Linked DNA regions of Homo sapiens: region 2 is linked to region 1. Evidence: chromatin loops called from intact Hi-C (ENCODE). Cell type or tissue: endothelial cell of umbilical vein. All regions are shown on one strand.

What was found. Hi-C counts contacts between places; a loop is a spot of excess contacts. Peaks named below come from ENCODE experiments on the same cell type or tissue, not always from the same donor. Only the 100,000 strongest peaks of a DNase experiment are listed, where the experiment ranks them.
Region 2: a loop joins it to region 1, with 5 times the contacts of the local background. A loop is called at or near these places in 8 of 110 quality-filtered maps.

Annotation. Positions count from the first base shown.
Region 1 is chr20:58,070,352-58,078,351 of GRCh38, reverse strand. No RefSeq gene overlaps it. Among named protein-coding and RNA genes, the nearest start is that of LINC01742, 70 kb to the right of the region's middle. In endothelial cell of umbilical vein, no CTCF peak of the experiment used is centred here; DNase peaks (open chromatin) are centred at 3,601 and 3,981; H3K27ac peaks cover 1,596 bases.
Region 2 is chr20:57,624,543-57,632,542 of GRCh38, reverse strand. No RefSeq gene overlaps it. Among named protein-coding and RNA genes, the nearest start is that of ZBP1, 8.1 kb to the right of the region's middle. In endothelial cell of umbilical vein, no CTCF peak of the experiment used is centred here; DNase peaks (open chromatin) are centred at 4,112 and 4,382; H3K27ac peaks cover 1,320 bases; H3K27me3 peaks cover 140 bases.

The DNA.
Region 1 (8,000 bases):
TACTTAAAATTTTAAGCGACCAGGTGTGGTGGCTCATGCCTATAATCCCAGCAATTTGGGAGGCTGAGGCAAGTGGATCACCAGAGGTCAGGAGTTCGAGACCAGCCTGGCCAACATGGTAAAACCCAGTCTCTACTAAAAATACAAAAACTAGCCAGGTGTGGTGGCGGGCACCTGTAATCCCAGATACTTGGGAGGCTGAGGCAGGAGAATCGCTTGAACCCGGGAGGCAGAGATTGCAGAGAGCTGAGATCATGCCACTGCACTCCAGCCTGGGCTACAGAGCGAGACTCCTCAAAAAAAATTTTTTTTAAGCAACATATATTTGTCGAAAACCTCTGGGAAAAAAAGCATAAAAGGAAAATAAAAGCCACCTGTAACTGCCTAATTAGAGGAAAATGCTATGAATGTGGTGGTATATTTCTTTCAAGTCTTTGGTGTGTGTGTGTGTGTGGTTGGGAAGTGTGTTTACAAAAATAGAGGTCTTCCGTAGTTTTAGAGTCCACCTTTTTCATGTGACATTGTATCATAGGTATTCTCTAGCATTAGTCAGAGTTTTCTAAAAACCTGATTGTTAATGGCTGTGTAGTTTTCTTCTCTATAGTACTATCATTTTCTCATTTACATGGCTTCTTTTTGCCCCCAACAAAGATTTCTAGTTGCTTTCCAAGTTCCATCTCCATCCTTCTGCTTTAGTAGTAGAACATTGATCTTATTGGGATGGCAATGTGCCTATCTAAAAGATGTCATTTCCCAGCCTCTTTTGCAGCTGGGGTGGCCAATGAAGCGAAGGTAGCAGTTGTTTTCTCTTCAGGGAAAGCATTTGAGAGGGTCTCTTTATCCCCTTTTCTTGCATGGAATGCGGATGATGTGGCTGGAGCAACAGCAGCCATCTTGGACCATGAGAAGACCTTGAGGAGGGAATCTGTGTGCTGAGGACAGGGCGACAGCAGGACAGAAGGCACTTGGGTTCCAGAGAACACCATGCGTCTCCACACCAGCTCCGAACCCTCCAGATTGACGTATAAGAGAAAGAAACTCCCACATTGCTTGCCTTCCATCTCTTACTAGTGGCTGAATGTAGTTCCTACAACAGCTTGATTTACTCAATCAGACAACAAATGTCCACTGAAGGACTACTATGTCTCAGTTCCACTGACATGGGGACATATCAGTGAACAAAACATAGAAAAACTCCTGTCCTCAGGGAGCTGATTTTGTAGTGGAGAGAGACAGATCATACAAAAAACAAATGAGTAAGATATTTAGTATGTTCGAGCATAAAAACCAAGGAGAAAAAAAAAGTAGGGCAAGGGAATGTGTTATGTCATGGTGGGGCTGGGGTGATGTTGAAATGTGGGGTAAGGTGGCCAGAGGAAACCCCACTCTTCTCTATGAATTCAAAATGGCATCTTTGATATCACTCTAGCACTATTCACGGTTTTAATGTTTAGAAATGCATCGCAAATTGGGTTTGTAGAAGAATCAGTGACTATGGTGTTTCTCATGAAGGTGATCTCTGACATCACATCTTGTCAGTTGAATGTCTTTCCATTGCTGGTGAAAGAAATTCAGCTCAAATAGGCTGAAAGAAACAAGGGAACATGTTGACTCACAAAATTTAAGTATCCAGCACCCCTGGATTCAGGCATAACTAAGTCCAGGTGCTCAGAAATGTCGCCAGGAATTCCCTTGTTCTGCTTCCTCAAGCTGGTTCTCAGCCAGCTCACCCCACCCAGCTGTGGGAGGGAGGCTGGCCCCCACACTGTACAGACTGAAATTCCACCAGCAAGAGGCAGGACTCTTCCCCAGCTGTAGGGGAGGAAAGGGAGTCACTGCTCCCCCTCACCGCACTCTGCAAGGTTTACGTCCAACTGGATCATTCCCAAGGGAATGACTTTCCCTCGGACCCCTTGGAAGTTCCAAGGGAAGGAGGGACCTTCTTCCTTTCTCTGCTGTTTTCCCCTTCACCTGCTGTTTGGAGTCATGCAGGTTTGTAATTACAGCAAATGTTTAGGGCTCACTGTCATTGGACTGCTTTGGGTCAGGTGCCTATTTTTGAAACAATCACTGAGTCCACTGGAGTCAGAACAAGCTGATGGTGGAGGCTGCTGCTGGCAGATGCCTTCTGAAGGTGGAAGAATGGCTCAACCAACCACAAAGGCCTGGAGCTGGGGAGGATCCTTATCTGGGGGAAACCCCAGGAGCTCTTACCAGGAGAAGGGACGAAGGACACTGAGCAGGCAGGAACAGTAAACAACCACACATCCAGCATCCTCCTCCTTTGACCTTGCTGCTCAGCCCTGCAGCACACCAGCCCTTGGGAAAAGTCAAATCCATTTCTTAAGCTTTGCTTTTTGCCCTGTGATTGTTTTCTCCCATTTTACAAATGAACAACCAAATGCATAAAGACCATAAATTATAAACGAGCAGTTCAAATGAGGCGAGTGATGACAATGAGTGAAATCTAATTAAGCAGTTTGAGATCTGAGTGATATTGTTATTAAAGTGCCGCATTAACGGAGCATCGGACCAGCTTTCTCAGCTGCGCTGTGAGTCCGTCGGAAGCGAGCGCCACGCTGATTGACATCGAGATGGATTCCTTTCTGCAGGAGGAGATAAAGTGCAGTTCCATTGAAGGGATGGAATTAATGAGGAGGGTTTGCCCTTGGAAACCAAGGTTCTGGCCCTGGCTGGTCTGTGCTCCTTCCATAGCTGTCAGGAACGATCAGGGCTGGAGCATTTGGGAATACCCCCCTCTTTTTTTTTTTTTTTTTTTTTTTTTGTGAGATGGAGTCTCGCTCCGTTGCCCAGGCTGGAGTGCAGTGGCGCGATCTCGGCTCACTGCAAGCTCCGCCTCCCGGAGAGAGCATGATCATCTGCTTTTTATGATCTCCTGGGACTTCCTGAGCTGAGCCCTAACATTCACTTTTTCCTAAATTCAAGCCCCTCCTACCAAGGGCATCCCAGGCGCCAGACGCTTGTGCTAATAGCTGCTGGCAATTCACAGAGGGAACGATGGGCACATTTTCTGTTCTTCTGGAGCTCACAGTTTGGGTCTATTCTGGTGGTAACTGTCTTTTGGGGTAAAATAGGAAGTGTTTGAGCCATTTATTTGTCGAGCATTACGCCTCTGGAGGATAATTCTTGTTTAAGGGGGCCCTGGGCACCCCCGGGCTGGGGTTCTCCAGCAGTGGGGAGTGGACAGTGTCTTGAATGGAAGCTCCTATCTGGAAGGGAAGGTCCCTTTGGGGGCCACTCCTTGTTTGTCCACTTTCACTTCTTTAGGTTTGGGCAAAGTCGGTTTTTACACTTCAGCTGGGGATGAATGAGTTCCCTCTAAAGCGACGGGGAGGAAGTAAGAATGCCACCAACGGAAGTCCTTGCCGAGTACTGGATGCTCAGGGCTCAAAGAAGCCTCAGGCTCGAGGTTCACAGTGCTACGATCAGGCAAGGGTGTTGCCACCTCCTCCCAACAATGGGGAGACCAAGGCATGGAGGGACTGAGCTGAGTTCTCAAGGCCACACAGGCAGGAAGTGCTGGCTATGTCAGCCCCAGTTCTGAGTCCAGAGCCTGGAGCGTGGTCAGCCTTGGTCTGGCTCTCCACCAGGCTACTCCAAAAAGGATGAGAGAACTGAGTCACACAGGCGGGGCTTACCCCCAAGGTCAGAGTTTGGCATAGTTTCCCAAGCTGTTTCTCTGCAGGGGTGCCGTGACTGCTCCCCACCACTCCCCCTGCCATCAAGTTCTGTGAGACCCAATTGGACCTAAACCTTGCAGAGTACGGGAAGGGGAAGCAGTGACCCCCTTTCCTCCCCTGCAGGAGAAAATGCATGGGATTGGGAATTTCTGGCAAGACTGGGAAATGTCTCCGGATTTCTCCCCGCTGTACTCCGCTTGGTCACTGCAGCTCCACTGAGCTGTCCCTTCCCTCCTCCCTCTCTTTCTGCTTGGTGGGTCTCCTTCCTTTCCAGGGAGGCAAAGACATTTCCTCCCTTTCATTTGTCCTTTGTCTCCATGTCTGAGTCATGAGGAAGGGGCTGAAGAGCTTTGTCTGGTAATTTACACAATTAGGGATTTCTTGGCCAGTTCACCCTGTCTTCCCTTTCCTGCCTGTTCTCTTAACTTCATTCCAGGTGGGAGATGATCCCTGGAAGCTGGTCGGCTCTCAAAACCTGTGATGTAATAGAAAGAAAGAAACAGAACTGTCAATCCTGCCACTTGTGGGCTCTGTGACCTTGGGCAAGTCACTTAACCTCTCTGAACTTCCATCTCCCAGTCTGTACGATGGAGATTCAAGCATGCATCTCAGAGGGTGCTCGTAGGTATGAAATGAGTCAATGGAGGATGACAGCTTATAGTATGTGCCCAACTAATGTTAGTTTTTCTCTCTTTTGGGGAGATAGATGATAGATTCTTCAGATTTGCTCACCTATGGATTAGTCTGGAAGTGCTTTTGGTGATACTGGTTGGAGTCATGCAGGTCCACCAGACGCACTGCTGCTCTCCCTCTCCCCCACCTGCCTGTCCTCTTCTTGCTGTTGAGAGTGTCCATGCTCATTTATCTTTTAGGCTGTTTGCACTGTGGCTCTGTCCTTTGCTAGAGAAGAAACAGGCTTCCCTATTTGAGTAAATCCAAGTTAAAGCCTGTGCACGTGGAGGTTGTCTCTCGACCTTTTAGGGTATATTTATTCACCACCGCCCTTGGAGCATGTGGTCCCTTCAGGAAGACCAGCTGGCCAGGGATGAAGGCACAGAGAGGCCTCTCCCGAGCTGTCCTGCCAAGCATGTCTTACGTCACTAGAGAGCTTGCCTGCAACGCAGGACCTCAGGCCCCACATGCCTCCTGCGACAAAGCCTGCACCTGGGCGGGGGCCTGGGGTGCTCCTGGGCACAGTAGATGTGGGCAGCACAGTGCGGACCCAGGCCCTCACCCCTGCCTGCAGCCAACCTCCCTGCTGGGTGCTGGGCTGCTCAGGCTGTCCTGGATGAGGCCTCTCATCGCGGGGGTGAGAAGTGAGAAGGAACACGGGGAGTTGCAGGGGGCAGTCAGAGATACGGATGGCCCTGCTGTGTACAGGGTCTCCCTGAATTTGACTCTTGACCCCACATGGTGGGCCCTCAGTGTACCTGCAGTGCGGCCTGATTCCAGCCCAAGAAGCATCATTGGAAGCTCACGTGTTGGTATTTCAAGAAGAGGACTTTGAGAGGAAGGGAAAGCAAAGAGGTGACATGGAGCCAGGGCCCTGAGAGCCCCCAGAGGGTCAGCTGGCTCTGGAGGGCCAAGCTAGCCGAGGGGTGGCTGGGGAGACTGAGGCAGCTCAGGGCACAGCCACAGAGCCTGGGCCTCCTGCTCAAAAACCACCACATGCTCCCATTCCTGGCCCTCACTTAGCTCTGGTGGAGAGGCTCTGGGGGTGGGGAGTGCCCTGGAGAAAATTCCAGAGAGCCTGTATGAATCTCCTGGGGGCTGCTGTGACAAATTACTGCAAACTGGCTGGTTTAGAACAGCAGGAATATATTATCTCAGAGTTCTGGAGGCCAGAGGTTCAAAATCAAGGTATACACAGAGCCGTGCCCCCTCCAGAAGAGCTAGGGAAGGGTCTTTCCTTGTCTCTTCCAGCATCTGGTGGTTCCAGGTGGCCCTTGGCTTGTGGCTGCAACACTGCTGTCTCTACGTGGCCTTCTGGCTTCTCTCCTTTTTTTTTTTTTTTTTTTTCAATAAGGACATCAGTCATTGGATTTAGGATCTACCCTAATCCTGTATGACCTCATTTTAACTAATGACATCTGAAAAGACCCGATTTCCAGACGACATCACATTCTGAGGTTCCAGTAGACACGAATTTTGGGGGACACCATTTGCTACACTACAGTGTCCAATGGGGCTTTTTAGAAATATTGGCCTGTCATGCCTCTCTTCTTCCCTCCCTACCTCCCTTTTCCCCCCTTCTGTGCTGTTTTCCCCTTCATCTGCTATTGAGTTTAAAGTTAACCAGGGTCTTCAGTAGGTTTGAACTCTCCCTCCTCCCACCCAAGACAGCTGAGTTTGAATTTTGGCTGCAAGATTATATTTAATGATCATGGACCAGGAAGGGAGACCTAGAGGGCAAGCCTCATTAAATATTTATATGAAGTAATAATCTGGTTTGCAAAACTGCCTGGGTGCTTGCAGAGCTGGGGCCACTCTTTATCCAAGGCTGTTGATACAAGGGACACGGTTAATTATCTCTTGCCAAACATAATAAACCTGTGCGAAGTCATTCTCTGAGCATTGCCTGGGTCAGGGTCTCAGAGTCTGCATGGCAGTCACCATTGTCTTGACTTGGGAAAGAATCTGACCCCCGCAGGTAAGGGGAAGAGCCAGGGTCTACGCTCATCTTCCGAAGGTGTTTTTCACCTCTCCAAGTCCCGGTCACTTCATCTCTTAGATGGGAGTTAATTTAGTCAACAAATATTGATTGCCATGTTCCTATGTGTTGGACACTGGGGTTTAGTGGTGAGCTAGATGGACATGGTCCCTGTTCTCACAATGCTCTCTTTTAAATAAGAGAGGTGAACAAGAAGTGAATAAATGAATCTACGCACAGTGCGATGGCTGTCAGGCAGAGAAAGGTGCTATAAAGAAAGGTAAGACCAGGTAAGGGGGTGGAGAGTTGTGAGTCTGGTGGTGGTGGTGGTGGTGGTGGTGTTTTGCCTGAGCAGTCAGGGAGGACTGCTTAGAGGAGGTGGCATTTGAGCAGGGTTGGAAGAAAGTGAGGGAGAGAGGAGCTGGGAGACTGTTTTGGAGAAGAGCCATCCAGGCAAAGGCACCTCAAGGGCAAGGGTCCTGAGAAGGGTTTTTGTTGGGGGAGCAAGAGGGAGGAAAAGGGAGCAATGAGATTCTTGGGGCTGGGCCAGGTCATGCAGGCTTGCAGGCTCAGAAGGGAAGGGTTCTTGGGCTGTGTGGCAACAGGCTCAGATTCCCATGTTAAAAGCATCATTCTGGCTGTGAACTGGAGAAGGGACAGTGGAGTGCAGGGGGAGAGGCTGGAGTAATGATGGCCCAAGCCAGGCTGGTGGCAGTGGAAGTGTGGAGAAAACAGCGCAGGAAATGCACAGGGCACCAGGCAGGGTGCTGATTCCTCAGGGGGTGCAGGAAGCTTTTGTTCCATGGTGGGCACGTTCCCAACGCTGTTTCCCTTGGAAGTTGTCCCTTTTCCACCCCCGAGCACCTCCAGGACATAGAAGACCTGATTAAATAGGCTTCAGCGCATGACATCTCCAGTTTCCCAATCTCTAGCTGCTCTCTGGAAACCCTATCTGAATGGAGAACATGCAGAAGGATGAAGCAGTTCATTCATGCATGCATTCATTCATTCATTCATTCATTCATTCATTCATTCATTCATTCATTCAGTGTTTGGTGAGCTCCGCTGTGCAGTGCTGGGCTCGCAGTGGTGCACAGAAGCACACAGCTCTGCTTGTGATGCTCACGGTCCAGCTCAGCCTGCACGCTTCCGTTTCCATCCCCTCTTGGAGTGGACAGGCCCCGGTGAAAGGGCTGGTCCCCCACTCCATCCTGGGCACAGCAGGACCTGCGTGTTGGGAAACATTCCACTCAGCCCTTCACAGTCAATTACATATTTATATCTTGTTTAAACTTATGTAATATTTATGCTCCTGCCTTTTTTTTCAAAAGGAGTTTGAGGCTTTACAATAAAAGGCAAAAGAAAGGACAAAACCCTTAAAACCAAGCAGACAGGTCAGGAGATCAGGAGACAGATGCATCACATTGATCCACGAATCTGATCGCCATTGGCCCCTCCCCAGCGGAGAGGATGGTGGCATGAGAGACAAAAAGACTGGGCCATGGGAGGGGGTGTGGGTTGTCTGTGACCCCATTCCCAAATCCGTTCTCCCTGCCAGGGGACTCTGGCTGTCAGAGAGAACGTCGATCTGTCCTTCTTTGGACTCCTTAATGGGAGAGTCAGGGATCTTTGCTTAAAAGCATGTCTGA
Region 2 (8,000 bases), 450 kb after region 1:
GGCTAGCCCTGCAAAGATGTCTCTTGTAGGGGAGATCTGCATCTGCGGAGGAAATACAGTGAAGTAAACAACAGATGTGAACAGGCTCTGTCTAAGCCCATCTTGTCCAGATCTAAAAAAAAATTAACTGAGAGTTTGACACCTTTAAAGTTCTGACAGAGAAACATTCCTACCGGCTACCATCTATTCTTTCTGAGGTGAAGTTTCATCTGCAAAACAAGATTGTCTTTGCTCCATGCATTTCCTCCCCTTCTCTCCTTCTCATAACCTGCATTGCCACCATAACGTGTTCCATGCGCCAAACTATTCTTTCTGTAAGCTCACGATGCTATAAAAGCATCAGCCATCTGGACATTTCTTTGAGTTTTCATATTTTGTACGACTCCTGTGCACACAGTGCACCTAACACATTTGTATTCCTTTTTTCCAGTTAATCTGTCTACTCTCAGTTTGTTTTATAGTCTCAATTTTCCAAAACTTCAGGGGAAAAATTTCACTTCCCTGCCTCATCTAGACTCTATTTCTTGTTCCATATAAGGGAATGCGGCTCTACACTCCCCATGGTGCCAGTGCAGAATCCGGAATCCCACCCTGGCCTCCAGCTCACTGCCTCCTCTGGCCTCTTCATTGTTATGTCCAACTCTTCAACACCAATGACATCTGGACTCTGCCCTGCGGCATAATGAAATCATCTGTGCTTTATCCGTGAGATGTTTCTAAATCTGAAACTCAGTAAATGGCGTTTACATTGTGACTATGCTGATATTGTTCATTGCATTGCAAAGTCCCATGCAATGTAAATAATTGATTTTTGCTATTATTTTTATTACACAGTGCTATGGACTGAGTTGTGTACTCTCCAAATTGGTAAGTAGATGCCCTAGCGCCAGTGGGATGGTAGCTGGACATAAGGCCTTTGGAAGGTGATTAGGTTTAGATATGATTATAAGGATGTGGCCATCATGTGCCCTGAGATCAGTGCCCTGAGAAAAGACACCAGAGAGCTTAGTTGGTCTCTCTCTCTCTCTCTCTCTCTCTCTCTCTCTCAATGACACAATGAGAAGGCAGCCATTTGCAAGCCAGGAAGAGAGCTCTCACCGGAACCTGACCATGGTGACTCCCTGCTCCTGAATTTCTAGCCTCCAGAACTGTGAGAAAAGAAACTTCTATTGTTGAAACCACTCCGGCCATGGTATTTTGTTATGACAGTCCAAGCTGACTAAGAAACACAGGTAATCCATTTTTATTATAGAAAGAAAGAAAATCTAGAATACACATCACCTATGTATCTCGGAGACATACTCCATACTCTCAGTATTTTTCTGGGTTATGGATAATCACAGACATTTTAAAATGGAATCATACAATTTATAAACATTTTTTCCAATATACTGTGAACACTTTTCCATATCAATAAATACAATTCTAGATCCCATTTTTCATAGCTTCAGAGCATTTCACTGTACAGACTTCCTAATTCATTGACCTGATCCCTTTTGTTTGGATATCTAGGCTGTCTGTGCCTCCTTCACCTTTGTAACCAATCCTGTGATGAACATCTCATGCGTACATCTTTGAACAATGTAATATTATCTCTAGGATAAAAGAAAGGAACTCTGATTATTAGCACTGCTACACACACAGCGAGTGGCCCATCACTGATGATGAACAAGCAGAGACCACATGGCAAGGTTGGGACACAGGCATTCTCTGGACTGACTACACTCTCTCAAAAATGCTTTTCATCCCTAGACCTTCACCCAGTGATCTTGAACCAGTTGATTCAACATTTTGGTTTTCTGTTAAAACAAAATTAAAATAAGTTTATGTATCAGGTAAATCTTTCTATAGTAAGTGACCTACACCTAAATGAGACCTATTAGCAGAAAAGGACATTGTTGGCGCATATAATTGAAAAGCCAGAGTCTAGAGCTGGGCTAAATTATACACTACTGGATCTAGACATGCTCACGGTGGTGTTAGGGGGAGTTTGTCTCCACCATCAAATTGCTGTTCTCTCTACTGATTTCTGTTCAAATTCTCCTTTCCTGGCACTATCTTTTATCTAGGCTCATTTCCTTACACTTCTAAATCCACTCCGAAGAAATTAGTCCCCAGTCCTTCCTGCAGAAGTCTCAGAATTGAAGCTCATTGGCTTGGCTTAGGTCACATGCCCATCTCTGGACCAGTCACTGCAGCCATAAAAATGGAAGGCTCTAATTGGCCAAGCTTGAGTCCCACGCCCTGCCCTGAACCTTGGAGAGGGAGTCAGCGCCACATGGGTTGAGAAGGGGTGAGGAGGTTTTCAAAGGAAAATTGAGGGGATTTTACCAGAATAAGGGGTTGGGTGCTGGGCAGCTAGCAAGAACAGATTTCACTACACTTGACAAGTAAATGGATTAATCATGAAAAACAGGAAGACTTTTCTAGCTATGGCAATGTGTCCGGAATTGGTGGGTTCTTGGTCTCACTGACTTCAAGAATGAAGCCGCGGACCCTCACGGTGAGCGTTACAGCTCTTAAGGTGGTGCGTCTGGAGTTTGTTCCTTCTGATGTTCGGATGTGTTTGGGGTTTCTTCCTTCTGGTGGGATCGTAGTCTCGCTGGCTCAGGAGTGAAGCTTTAGACCTTCGCGGTGAGTGTTACAGCTCTTAAGGTGGCGCATCTGGAGTTGTTTGTTCCTCCCCATGGGCTCGTGGGCTCGCTGGCTTCAGGAGTGAAGCTGCAGACCTTCGCGGTGAGTGTTACAGCTTATAAAAGCAGTGTGGACCCAAAGAGTGTGCAGTAGCAAGATTTATTGCAAAGAGTGAAAGAACAAAGCTTCCACACGGTGGAAAGGAACCCCAGCGGGTTGCCACTGCTGGCTGGGGCAGCCTGCTTTTATTCTCTTATCTGGCCCCACCCACATCCTGCTGATTGGTAGAGCGAGTGGTCTGTTTTGACAGGGTGCTGATTGGTGCGTTTACAATCCCTGAGCAAGACATAAAGGTTCTCCAAGGCCCCACCAGAGTAGCCAGATACAGAGTGTCCATTGGTGCATTCACAAACCCTGAGCTAGACACAGGGTGCTCATTGGTGTATTTACAAGCCCTGAGCTAGACATAAAGGTTCTCCAAGGTCCCACCAGAGTAGCTAGATACAGAGTGTCCATTGGTGCATTCACAAACCCTGAGCTAGACACAGGGTGCTGATTGGTGTATTTACAAACCTTGAGCTAGATACAGAGTGCTGATTGGTGTATTTACAAACCCTAAGCTAGTCATAAAGGTTCTCCACTTCCCCACCAGACTTAGGAGCCCAGCTGGCTTCACCCAGTGGATCCTGCCCCGGGGCTGCAGGTGGAGCTGCTTGCCAGCCCTGTGCCATGTGCTCGCACTCCTCAGCCCTTGGGTGGTCAATGGGACTGGGTGCCATGGAGCAGGGGGCGGCGCTCGGCAGGGAGGCTTGGGCTGCACAGGAACCCATGGAGGCAGGGGAAGGCTCAGGCATGGCGGGCTGCAGTCCCCAGGCCTGCCCCGCGGGAAGGCAGCTAAGGCGAGAAATCGAGCGCAGCGCTGGTGGGCTGGCACTGCTGGGGGACCCAGTACACCCTCCGCAGCCACTGGCCCGGGTGCTAAGTCCCTCATTGCCCAGGGCCAGCAGGGCCGGCCGGCTGCTCCGAGTGCGGGGCCCGCCAAGCCCACGCCCACCCGGAACTCCAGCTGGCTCTTGCTCGCAGCCCCGGTTCCCACTCGCACCTCTCCCTCCACACCTCCCTGCAAGCTGAGGGAGCCGGCTCCGGCCTTGGCCAGCCCAGAAAGGGGCTCCCACAGTGCAGCGGTGGGCTGAAGGGCTCCACAAGTGCCGCCAAAGTGGGAGCGCAGGCAGAGGAGGCGCAGAGAGCAGCGAGGGCTGTGAGGACTGCCAGCACGCTGTCATCTCTCAGCAACACTCTTGCATTGTGTAGACAGTGCAGTTTCCTGTGCATGAAGCTGGGGAAGGCAGCCGTGTCTGAACCAGTCCGTCCATTTCCAACGACTTCAGGTTAGTTTTAAGTTGATATTTGTTGAAATTAGTTCAGCATGTGTGTCTGGCTTCCTGTCTCAGTCGCAGGCCTAGACGGAACGTTCAGTGTGAGGAAGCATGTGTGAGCCAGCGAGGAGACAGAACACACAGCAAACCCGTGCCAAGTCAGCAATGCATTTTCTTTAGCACTTTGTACAGTTGTTCTGAAGTAAAAGAACTGTTTCTAAAAATAAAACAAAATATTATAAAAGCTTCACAATCAAACAATTTGAAACAAACCATGGATTTAAATGTGCAAATAAATTTTAAAAAGAAAGATCCATCTGTGTGTCTGTTTGTGTGTGTTAGCTCACTTCCTCTAACTTCCCCTTCTCACCCTCACCCCCCACTTCCCTTCCTGCCCCCTCCCCCTCACCATCTTGCCTAATAGTTCTGTGAGCAGAGGGCTGAAATCATGACGTTCAACTTATTAAAAGGCTTTTACTGAGTTCAAACTTATTAAATTTGTCTTTAAAAGCTTCTAACTTGATTGAGTGAGTGAGTGAGTTTAAAAATGAATTTTTTAAATTCATAGAGTTAGAGTCCTGCCTGCCCTTCATAAGAGTCGACAAAGGCAGAGGAATCTGCAAAGCCTGAGGTCAGGGCCTCCAGCTCTGTGGTCATACAATCTGAATTCAAATCCTCTCCACTGCCCCTTTCCAGCTATTCAACCCCTGCATGCTACTTAACCACTCCAGGCCTCAGCAGCCGTAAGGAATAACTTACGCAGAAATCTGTCGCAGGTGTGGTTGGTATCCCACCCACACCCACTTGGCCCTTTGCATTTCTGTCCACATGGGTCCAGCTTCCAGCTGAAGGCATCTGTGCCTTGCCTGGAGTTTCTTCTGGCCCCCATGTAGCAGGCCAAGAGTGCCAGGGAATTAACACCCCCTGCCAGGGGCAACCTCACTGAGTGATGATGGGAGTGGGTGGATCAATACCCCAGTTCCCTTGTCCTATGGGTAGATCACCCTGAGGCACGTGCTCTCCCAGCATTGTCCAGCAGGATTGAGCTCCAGCTGCCCGCAGAAGTCATCAGCAGATGGCACATCCTTGACTGCTCTCCATCCTTCCTGGGCTCACCTCCACACCCACCTCCCAGAATTTCCTGAGACCACCTCTCAGATAACCAACTTGCACTCAAAGCTCTCCTTTGGAGTGTGCTTCTGGGAGTGCTCAGCCTCAGACAAACTAGAAAGCAGTGGTCAGTAAAGTGAGAAAGTCAGAGAACCTTGGAGGAGAAGGGCTCAGGGAGGAGAAAGCACAGAGAGGCTATGTGTGTGTCTGGGGCTGCGTATATGAGATCAGTGTGCACATATAGTCACCTTGTTCTATTTTTAAAAATCTTAATGATTTTTTAACCCAATATATCAAATATCGTTTCAACATGTAGTCAATATTTTAAAAATCATAATGAGGAAAAAATCTTAAATATTAGACTCTCTTCTTCTAGCTAGTCAGCTTTCTGTGCCCCTGAGTACTTGGCACAATGTCCTGTTCCCTTGGGCACATTCAGTCAAAGAAACCTTAGGAAGCAATGACATTGCAACTTACTTTTTCTGACAGGCCTCAAAAGCCATGCTAGATAGCAGAGTTGTCTGACGTAGAAAGCATTTCTTCTTATCTTTGCAGAATTATAACAACAGATTTGTTCCTGGCAATATTAGAATTGCTAAGAGCTTGGATTCTAGGGTCTCATAGCAATCCCATCTTTAATGCTCACTAGCTCTATGATCTTGGCCAGTCAACTTGGTAATTTCTCCATGTCTCAGTTTCCTTGTCTGTGAAATGCAGATTTAATCTTAATTACCTACCGTATAGCATTGCTATAAGAAGTCAATGAAATAGTGTAAGGCACTGGAAATTGAGTACACAATAAGCTCCAAATAAATGTAAGTTGCTGTTGGGTTACCAAGTCTTTGGGTCAAATTTCAAAGGAGGATACCCATTTTAAATGAAAAGAAGTTACACATTAACATGTAAACGCATCTCCCCTTGCCCTGTCTTCTGTCCCGCACTCAGCAACACCCAATGCCACCATCAATTCACACCCTGTCCACTATTCTGGGAGGCCAGGGCCCTGTCCCTTGGATGTGTGTCCCTCCATTTCCCGATCTTACCTTTCAGGTGTGAAAGTCTTAGAACATCAGGCTGACAGACGTTTCAAGAGCCTCTGAAAATGTTTGTGCCCAAAAATATGGAAGAAAAAAAAACCCACTGCAAAATTAAAATCAATAAATGTTTAATTAAACATCTAGAAAACTAACATCATGGCGAGTTCATTAATTGTTCCATTTAGTTCTCATAAAAATTTCATGACACTGCATTATTTTTGAAAAGAATTTATAGGTGGTGAAATTTTCCTCATTTTGCAAGAATTCCCAAGAATAATGCTTGATAAATTGTGGCCAATTGTAATTCAGTGAATTTTTTGTAGGCAAATAATTTTGGAAGCAAAATGATTTTTAAAATCTTTTGATTATAATAAAAGTTAAATATGAAGTGGCCTCCTTCCCTCTCCCCTTGCCCACTTCCTGTCACCTGTTCTCCCAGCAACCAGGGCCACCTTTCCAAATCTTCCACTTGCCTTCGATGAAAATCTTCCCCTGGCCCTTCCCTTACCTCCTGGGTAAAAATCTCAGTTTTCTACCAGGACTGTCCATGCCCTGTCCATGCCCACTTCCCTGACCTCTTACGCACTTGAGAGCAGGTGCTGTTGCCCCCCGCTCAGGTCGCCTTTACCAGTCAGTGCTGGGGCCCTAGGACTTGGTCTGAGTCACCCCATTCATCCCAGGACCAGGCAGTGTGGCCTCTTCTGCAGCCAGAGTGGGAAATGGAGGCAGGAATCAGCAAATGGAACTGCTATTGTTAGAATGTCCCTTGCAAAACTCATGTGGAAATTTAATTGCCATTGTGATGGTATTAAAAAGGTAAGACCTTTAAGAAGTGATTAGGTCAGGAGGGCTCTGCCCTCATGAATGGACAAATGCTATTTTTTGCCATTGTAGTTTGGTTATCTTGGGAGTTCAGCTCCTTTCCTCTCTGTCTCATATGCTTGTATGCCCTTCTGCCTTCCACCATGAGATAATACATCATGAAGTCCCTTGCCAGAGGCTGGTGTCATGCTCTTGGACTTCCCAGCCTCCAGAAGCATGAGCCAAATAAAATCCTATTGTTTATAAATTACCTAGGCTGTGATGTTCTGTTATAGCAGCAGAAAACAGACGAAGACAGAGACGTTTCTCCCATGCCCTGCAGGGCCCAGCATGTGGCCCGATAAAAGGAAGGCATGAGAAAGTATTTGGCAAATGATCAGGTGAGTGAATAGGATTGCTTTATTACCAGAGAGAGGGACAGCTGAGCATCACATGGTGATAACATGACTAGCTCCTGTTTATTGAGCACATACTATGTGCCCAGTGCTCTACTAGGACCTACAGGTACACAATCCCATTTAACCTGTGCAACAATCCCACAAGGTAAGTACTTCTATGACCCCCTTTACAAAGACATAAACTGAGCCTCAGACAGAGCAGTAACTTGCTCAAGGCACAGAGTTAAAAAGCTGGGTGCCAAGACCAGAACCCCAGGTCTCTTCAACTCCAATGGATACAGATAAACAATGGAGGCCCCATCAACAGCTCTGCCTGGAAGAGCAGAGAACAGGGCCAGGGCAGACTCCTCTAGGGACTGCAATGAAAACCTGCTTTCCTGGACACACCAGTTTTACTCAGTCTTCATTCCACCCCAGGAGGATGACTTTGTGACCTTGGGCAATCTCCATTCCCCTCTTCAGCCACCCCTGGTTCTCTGACCCTTGTCCCTGACCAAAGACATGTTATTATTCACATTCAGTACCTTTCCACCTCCTCCCCCTGCATGAATTCACAGAGGAAATCTGAAAATAAAATCCAGGCTGCCTGGTAGAAGGGAGACTTGGGTTTTGTCAACACAATG